Linked DNA regions of Homo sapiens: region 2 is linked to region 1. Evidence: read pairs that join two places in POLR2A ChIA-PET (ENCODE). Cell type or tissue: B cell. All regions are shown on one strand. Links, peaks and the distances in the headings refer to the core of each region. The heading gives the core; the rest is flanking DNA. Region 1 overlaps COL19A1 (collagen type XIX alpha 1 chain). Region 2 has its middle 14 kb from the start of LMBRD1.

Region 1 (4,419 bases), core at 340-4,339:
ATCCCCTGGTCACTTCCCCGAAGTTTCATATGGTTTTCTTCCATTTTATGATTAAACAGGGGGCTGCTGTACATAGAGAATGTCAGAGAGCAGATGCAAGCTACATTTTATATTTCTGCAACATTGAAGTGAATTACAAGTTTAAAGGAATCCAAGATATATGAATTACAAGGCTTCAGAGATACTCCAGATTACATCTAGAGCTGGCTCCCTCCCTCAGAGGCCAGTGTGAAGTGGACTCCCAGGCAGCAATTTTCCCTTGACATGCCTGGAGCACTTCGACCAACTTTAGTTTGACTGTATGATGTTTAGTTAGCCATATTTTGAAAATATTGATTTTATATTGAACATTTTGTTAATCTGATATACTTGTGCCCTCATAGGCCCATGAATATCTAGATGACCTTAATTAATGTGTAGAAAAGTAGACAATTTAAAAAAAGGATAAATTACACTTAAATTTCACTGAGTCTAGGCTCTTCAAATGTAGGTTAGTATTAATTTATGTGGATAAAATTTTTATTTATGACATTGAACTACATACAACATGTATAAAATGGAGGGAAGGCAGGAAACATCCCATTGAGAATTTCTAGTCATATATATATATTCATCTATATATTCATATGTATATTCATATGTATATTCATATATATATTCATATGTATATTCATATGTATATTCATATATATATTCATATATATATCATATATATTCATATATATATTCATATATATCATATATATTCATAGACATATCATATATATTCATAGACATATCATATATATTCATAGACATATCATATATTCATATACATATATATCACATATGTATCACATATATATCACATATGTATCACGTATATATTCATATACGTATCACATATATTCATATATATATCACATATATTCATATATAATATATCCATATGTATTATATATCCATATATGTCATATATCATATCATATATCATATATATCATATATCATATATCATATATATCATATATCATATATCATATAATCATATATCATATATCTATATATATCATATATCATAATCATATATATCATATATATCATATATATCATATATATCATATATCATATATATCATATATCATATATATCATATATATCATATATATCATATATCATATATATCATATATATTCATATATTCATATATATTCATATATATTCATATATATTCATATGTATATTCATATATATTCATGTATATTCATATATATTCATATATATATTCGTATATATTCATATATATTCGCACATAGATTCGTATATGTATATAGATTCGTATACGTATATAGATTCGTATATATTCGTATATAGATTCGTATATATTCGTATGTAGATTCGTATATATTCGTATGTAGATTCGTATATATTCGTATGTAGATTCGTATATATTCGTATGTAGATTCGTATATGTATATTCGTATGTAGATTCGTATATGTATATTCGTATGTAGATTCGTATATGTATATTCGTATGTAGATTCGTATATATATTCGTATGTAGATTCGTATATATATTTATATGAATGAACTTAGCAAGTAAGGATCAGCGATATTTTTCTTACTGGGAGTATCACTGAATAAGCAATGGATAGGATTTCTTATAGGAAATTACACTCCATTCAAAATATTCAAGCATGGATATCTTAGACATAGCAAGCTGTCATTATATCTCTCTGGTAACCCAATATGGCCTCTTTTATAACAGAAATTTTGGCAAGACCCAGAGAAACTATTCTGTGTCACGTTAAGTGTTTGTGCTTGTGTGGTATAAACAACAAGCATAGTTTGTAAGAGTAGATTTTTTTTTAATATTTTATTTTTAAAATGCAGAAGTTTTTCTTCAAATAGCATAATCTTGGCAAGCAAAATCATATTTGGTCTTGAAAGCACAATATAAATTTCTGAAAGGGAAATATAGTAATTATAAAGATTTTCATTCATTATAAACTTAGATTAAAATCAATTATTCCTTAAATATAGCTAAATTTATTTCAATGTATATTTTAAAATATAATTGTTATATATAAATATTGATAATACTCTTATTTTTTTGTCACAGCAGAAACTACTCATGAGATGCAAAAATATTTTCAGCTTTTGAACTAGATTATAAATTATCGAAAAATAATTCTATTTAGGTTTTTTTTTTTTTTTTTTTTTGATATGGAGTCTTACTCTGTCACCCAGGCTGGAATGCAGTGGTGCAATCTCGGCTCACTGCAACCTTCACCTCCTGGGTTCAAACAATTCTCCTGCCTCAGCCAACTGAGTAGCTGGGATTACAGGCGCGTGCCACCATGCCTGACTAATTTTTGTATTTTTAGTAGAAATGGGGTTTCACTATGTTGGCCAGGCAGGTCTCAAACTCCTGACCTCAAGTGATCTGCCCGCCTCGGCCTCCCAAAGTGCTGGAATTACTGGTGTGAGCCACCACACCCGACCTCTATTTAGTTTTTGTTTATTAAACATCAAAGTATCATATCAAAATTCAGTACATCTCTGTCTTTCATTTGCTGGATCACTCACTCATTCAACAGATAAAGTGCCCTGTTGGGACTGCACTTAGGCTTTGTGAGTGATACAAAGTATGTTAAATGCTGTGCTTGCTTTCAAAGAGCTTTCAGTCTTAACAACAGATGGACTGGTGACTGCATGACTATCATCCTAAGTAGAAAATGAAGAGAAAAAATGTTTTTATTATCTTTTGCTTTGTAAGAAACCACTACAAAACTTAGTGGCTAAAAATAACAATTTGTTATTTCTGAAGGATTTCAGAAAACCTACTCCTCAAAAAAAGCAATAAGAACACAGGCAAAATTTGTCAAAATCAATATATTCAGAACTTTTTAAGGGGCTTTCACAATCTAATGAGTGATTATTCAAGAAAAACTTTGAATCTCAGTAAGACTAGCAGGCTTTATGGCATTTTAACTTGTCCTATTCATATCCCTCTCTCTCCAACACATGGTAGGCTTGAAAACCAGTAGCTTCAGAATCACAGTGAAAACTAGCTGCCTAGCAGCTGCTGGAAAGGGAAGAAAGAGTGTGAAGTTCATTAAAAGCTCCATTTTCAGGGAATTGCCATTATTTTTCCTGCCTGGTAGTTCCCTAAAAACCCCAATTCTTAGTTGGTCTTTATTTGACCTGATCAGAGCTTGTAAGAATAGCCCTTTCCTGTGGACATTAATTGAAAATAATCAGTGGCAATTGTTTAATATTGCAGCTGCCTGAGGCAGGAGTTATAACTGGAATAAACAAGAAGCTGATCAAAAAAATTTTTAAAGAAAAAACTGGGGAAGAAGACATCCATAGAGGGCACTAGAAAGCTCCAACATATTTGTAGGACTCCAGACACATATTTCTATGTTACAGGGCTGTGTGAAAACTCCGGAAAGGCCTGAAAAGGCCTTAAAATCTTTGGCAAAACTCCAAGCTCTGAACAAGCAGAACATGAAGGCTAAGGTGATTTATAAACTACCAGCCTGAACATTTAAGGTATTTTCTGTCACACACATAGGCCTTCAGCAAAGGCTGGGATGCTTTTGGGTAAGGGTGTTTAACTATTCAATCATTAGTTGACTACTAAGCTAAATGAGCAGAAACTTCAGGAGTCAAACACTTTACAGAATTTGTCCAGAAAAGTGACTAAGCAAATAAAAAGCAGCAACAATAAAGACAACAGACAGCACCAACGGCAAACCATTGACAGGTAGAGTCTAATTTCCAATGTTACCATATTATATTATTTTAAATGTCTTCTTTTCTTTCTTCTTTTAAATTATACTTTAAGTTCTAGGGTACATGTGCACAATGTGCAGGTTTGTTACATATGTATACATGTGCCATGTTGGTGAGCTGCACCCATTAACTCGTCATTTACATTAGGTACATCTCCTAATGCTATCCCTCCCCCTTCCCCCCACCCCATGACAGGCCCCGGTGTGTGATGTTCTCCTTCCTGTGTCCAAGTGTTCTCATTGTTCAATTCCCGCCTATGAGTGAGAATATGCAGTGTTTGGTTTTTTGTTCTTGTGATAGTTTGCTGAAAATGGTGGTTTCCAGCTTCATCCATGTCCCTACAAAGGACATGAACTCGTCATTTTTTATGGCTGCATAGTATTCCATGGTGTATATGTGCCACATTTTCTTAATCCAGTCTATCATTGATGGACACGTGGGTTGGTTCCAAGTCTTTGCTATTGTGAATAGTGCCGCAATAAACATATGTGTGCATGTGACTTTATAGCAGAATGATTTATAATCCTTTGGGTATATCTGGGTCAAATGGTATTTCTAGTTCTAGATCCCTGAGGAATCGCCACACTCTCTTCCACAATGGTTGAACTAGTTCACAGTCCCACCAACAGTGTAAAAGTGT
Region 2 (4,419 bases), core at 346-4,345, 110 kb before region 1:
ACATAGTGACAGCAAGACAGAATGAGGAAGAAGCAAAAGCGGAAACCCCTGATAAACCCATCAGATCTCGTGAGACTTATTCACTATCACAAGAATAGTATGGGAAAGACAGGCCCCCATGATTCAATTACCTCCAACTGGGTCCCTCCCACAATATGTGGGAATTGTGGGAGATACAATTCAAGTTGAGATTTGGGTAGGGACACAGCCAAACCGTATCAAATATGAAATATATTCATGAGTTAAGAAAAGCTTTTAGAAGGAAGTATCATCATGGTAGCGTTTTTTGTTTGTGTTTATTTTTTCATCTTAAAAACATTTTTACTTGACATGTATTACTTGTACTTATTTATGGGATACAGAGTGATATTTTGATACATGTATGCAATGTGTAATGATCAAATCAGGGTAGTTAGCATATTCATCACCTCAAACATTTATCATTTCTTTGTGTTGTGAACATTCAAAATCCTTTCTTCTGGCTTTTTGAAAATATACACTACATTTTTGTTAACTATATTCACCCATTAGGTTTTAAAGGAAGAAAAAGAGTTTATCAAACAGACTAGGAGAAGAGTAAGCAAACATCTCATTAAGGCAACAACAAGTGCAAAGGCACAGGAGTCTGAAATACCATGTTAAGTATTACTTGAGTGATCAGTAACTCAAGTGGCAGCAATTGGCCACTTAGATACTAGATCACAAAGGGATGTATGTGCTCCACTAAGAAACTTAGGCTTCATCCTGTAGACAATAAGAGCCAGTGAAGTGTTTTAAGCAGAGAAGAGAAATAATCAGACTTGCATTTTATAACTGTCTCTTTAAGATAAACTGAATGCTGAATAGGAAGTGGGAAAATGAAGTAAGGGTTCATTTCAGCTACAATCAAGACAAGAGATGATGAAAGCTAAACCAAGGTTATCGATATGAAAGAAGATACATTTATGAGATGGCAATAAGATTAATTTTCAAGACATGCTGTCCAGGTATGGAGAATGAAAGAAAGAGGAAGGAGGTAGAATACTGTCAGGGTTCCATCAAATAAACTAAACCAGTAGGAGAGAGAGAGAGAGCACATGCGTGTGAGAGAGAAAGCGAGCAAAGAATTGACTTGTGCAATTGTGGGGGCTCCTTAGGCAAGTTAGAAATTAATAGAGGAGGGCATCAGGAAGAGCAGACTGGAAACTCTCAGGCAGGAGCTGACACTGACAGTCATTGGTAAAATTTCTTCTTTCTGAGGGAAATTGCAATCTGCCATAAGTCCCTTCAATTGATTGACTCTGACCCACGGGATCATTGAGAATAATTTTATTTACAGTTGGCCCTTGAACAACACAGATTTGAACTGTGCAATTCTACTTATGTGCAGATTTTCTCCTGCCTCTACCAACCCTGAGACAGCAAGACCAACCCCTCCTTTCTCTCCTCTTCAGCCCACTCAACATGATGACAGTTAGGATGAAGACCTTTTTGACAATCCATTTTCATTTAATTAATAGTAAATATATTTTCTCTTCCTTATGACTTTATTTTCTTTTTTATTTATTTATTTTTTTGTTTTGAGACAAAGTCTCACTCTGTCACCCAGGCTGGAGTGCAGTGGCACAACCTCGGCTAACTGCAACCTCTGCTTCCCGGGTTCAAGCGATTCTTCTGCCTCAGCCTTCTGAGTAGCTGGGATTACAGGCACCTTCCACTACGCCTGGCTAATTTTTGTATTTTTAATAGAGACGGGGTTTCTCCATGTTGGCCAGCCTGGTCCCGAACTCCTGACCTCAGGTTATCCGCCCACCTCGGCCTCCCAAAGTGCTGGGATTACAGGCATGAGCCACCATGCCCAACCATAATTTTCTTAATAATATTTTCTTTTCTCTAGTTTTCATTATTGGAAGAATGCAATATATAATAAATACAACATGCAAAATATATGTTAATCAACTATTTATGTTATTGGTAAGGATTCCAGTCAATAGAAGGCTATTACTAGTTAAGTTTTTGGAGAGTCAAAAGTTATAGGCAGATTTTCAAGTGCATGGGGATTCAGCATCCCTAACCCCTAACTTATTCAGGGGTCAACTGTACTTAGTCAACTGATTGTAGATATTTATCATGTCTACAAAATACCTTCACGGCAACACATAGCATTTGAATAGTTGATTATTATAGCCAAGCCGAGTTAACATTAGAGATGCTTTTCAGAATTGTAAATTGAGAGATGTGGAGAATGATGATGCCACTAATGAAGACAGGGAACATACGAAGAAGAGAAGATTAAGGGTGAGGAATGACAGAAATAAACTGTATTTCATAGATTCTAAGATGCACTTTTCTCCTTTACATTTTAACATCTCTGATGTTAGGACTCACCTTTAAATTGATGGGATCTTACCACTATAACTGGTATATTTTGTTCTTCATCATTTATAAAATGATGGTGCATCTTACAGTCAATGTCACCTTAGAGTGAAGGAAACAAGGTAGTAGATTTTATTTGGTACCTTGGATTTGAGGTGCCTGAGGAACACGGATAGCTCTAGTTCATAGAATGTATAGGCGGGAAACTCAGCCAAGGGACCTGCCACAGAGGTATGAGTCATCTATACTCAAGTAAAAGCTGAAGCAATGAAAATGCAAAAAATTCCCAGGAAAAATTGGTAGAAGTGAGAATAATAGTCAGCTAAATAGACAACCCTAAAAAAACAGCAAACTTTAAGGAGAGAATAAAAGGAAAAGAGTGGTTAGAACTAATAATCAGAATACATCATATAAACAAAGAGAGAAGATACTTTTTAAAACTAATGAGTAGCTGTCAATACCAAATATAGTGAGAGGACTAGCAAGTGCCCACCGAGTATGGCAACATGAGTGGGGGGGTCATTAACGAATTTTCTAGAATAATTCCACTGGAGTGGATAGGAAGCAGACAAGTTGCACTGGCTTAGAGGAATGAAGGAGAATTAGGAAAACGGAGGTCATGAATGTAAAATATTCTTTCAGGAAGCTTGACTAAAAAGGGGTGGAATAATGAAAAAGTTAAATAGAGAGGATAAGGTCAATGGTGATTTCTGCAGAAGTGACTCAGATTTGAACTCATTTCTAAGAAACGTAGAAAAGGCGTGGGCCACTCTTATGTTACTAAACCAAACAGGGGTCCCATTGCCCAGTGCAGTAAGGCCAAATATTCATACCGAGGTTGCTTTGCAGCAGGAGAAAGGAGGGCCTTTATTAGTAGGGTACCAAGCAAGGATAATTGGGCAGCTGAAATGTAAGACCCAAACTTCCAGATGGCTTGCAAGCAAGGGTGTTTAAAGGCAGAGGTAAATTTCAGGAAAGCAGAAGTTATAGGCAAAACTATAAATCAACACATAGAGGTGATACATTGGTTTGGCCTACAAAGGTGGAAGCAGAGTCAGGTGGGGCAGGGTGCTTCCAGGTCATAACTGGATTTCAAAGATTTTCTGACTTGCAATTGGTTAAAGAAGAGAAGCTTTGTTTAAAAATTTGGGATCAGAAGAAAGAAATATTAAGTCTGGCCTGTGGGCGTGACTTCCTCCATGCCCCTCAGGAAGAAATTTAAAGCAAGAGTTCAGTCCTCAATTACCTCTTATTTGAGGTCTACATGCCAGGGAATCCATTTGGTGGGGGTACCAGCTTCTAAGAAACAACTCAGGGACATATATTCTGATGTTCTCTTTAGTTTCTACAGGGTGAAACCGCCTTTGCAAAATTATAACTGAGGAAATTATGACAGTGACAGAAATCACACCTAACTGATTCCATCTGGCTCCTAATCTTTAAGCTGTCCTTCTTCATTCCTGAGGATAGGCCAAACTAATTTTGAGAAGGAATTCAGTTCATGGCTTGATTCTGAAACAAAATTGATAATAGACCTTTCCTGAAAAGACCCCTTCCTTGCCTGGGTACCAGTCTGCCTTTGCAGGACTAACAAATTAGCTACAAGATTAGAAATTACAGTTTAGGGGCATGCAGCCTCTGGCTCCAAGTTGCTGGGGATAACATCACTATTGCAAACCTAAGATCAGTGCTTGAGATATTTTGCAGAATCTGCACTGGATGGATCAGCAGACACCACCCAGACCAGTAATCTGGCTCAACCAGTTCTACCATCTCACCCAGATGAACAGAAAACAGCAAGAAAAAGTCAACTTCGACCCCCTATGGTTCCATCTCCAACCTGACCAATCAGCACTCCCCACTTCTCAAGCCCCTACCTGCCAAATTATCTTTAAAAACTCTGATCCTCAAATGCTCAAGGATATTTGATTTGAGTAATAATAAAACTCCAGTCTCCTGCACAGATGGCTCTGTGTGACTTAGTCGTTCTGCCTTGCAGTTCCCCTCTCTTCATAAATCGTCTCTGTCTAAGCAGTGGGCAAGGTGAATCCGTTGAGCAGTTAC

What was found. ChIA-PET counts read pairs that join two places held together with the same protein. Peaks named below come from ENCODE experiments on the same cell type or tissue, not always from the same donor. Only the 100,000 strongest peaks of a DNase experiment are listed, where the experiment ranks them.
Region 2: POLR2A ChIA-PET joins it to region 1 with 8 read pairs; 2 of 35 experiments call an interaction of 5 or more read pairs at or near these places.

What each region holds. Positions count from the first base shown.
Region 1 is chr6:69,920,298-69,924,716 of GRCh38, forward strand. All of the region lies in intron 4 of COL19A1 (collagen type XIX alpha 1 chain), which reads left to right. Among named protein-coding and RNA genes, the nearest start is that of COL19A1, 56 kb to the left of the region's middle. In B cell, for the core only: no CTCF peak of the experiment used is centred there; no DNase peak of the experiment used is centred there; H3K27ac peaks cover 695 bases.
Region 2 is chr6:69,808,845-69,813,263 of GRCh38, forward strand. No RefSeq gene overlaps it. Among named protein-coding and RNA genes, the nearest start is that of LMBRD1, 14 kb to the left of the region's middle. In B cell, for the core only: no CTCF peak of the experiment used is centred there; no DNase peak of the experiment used is centred there; H3K4me3 peaks cover 124 bases; H3K27ac peaks cover 1,873 bases.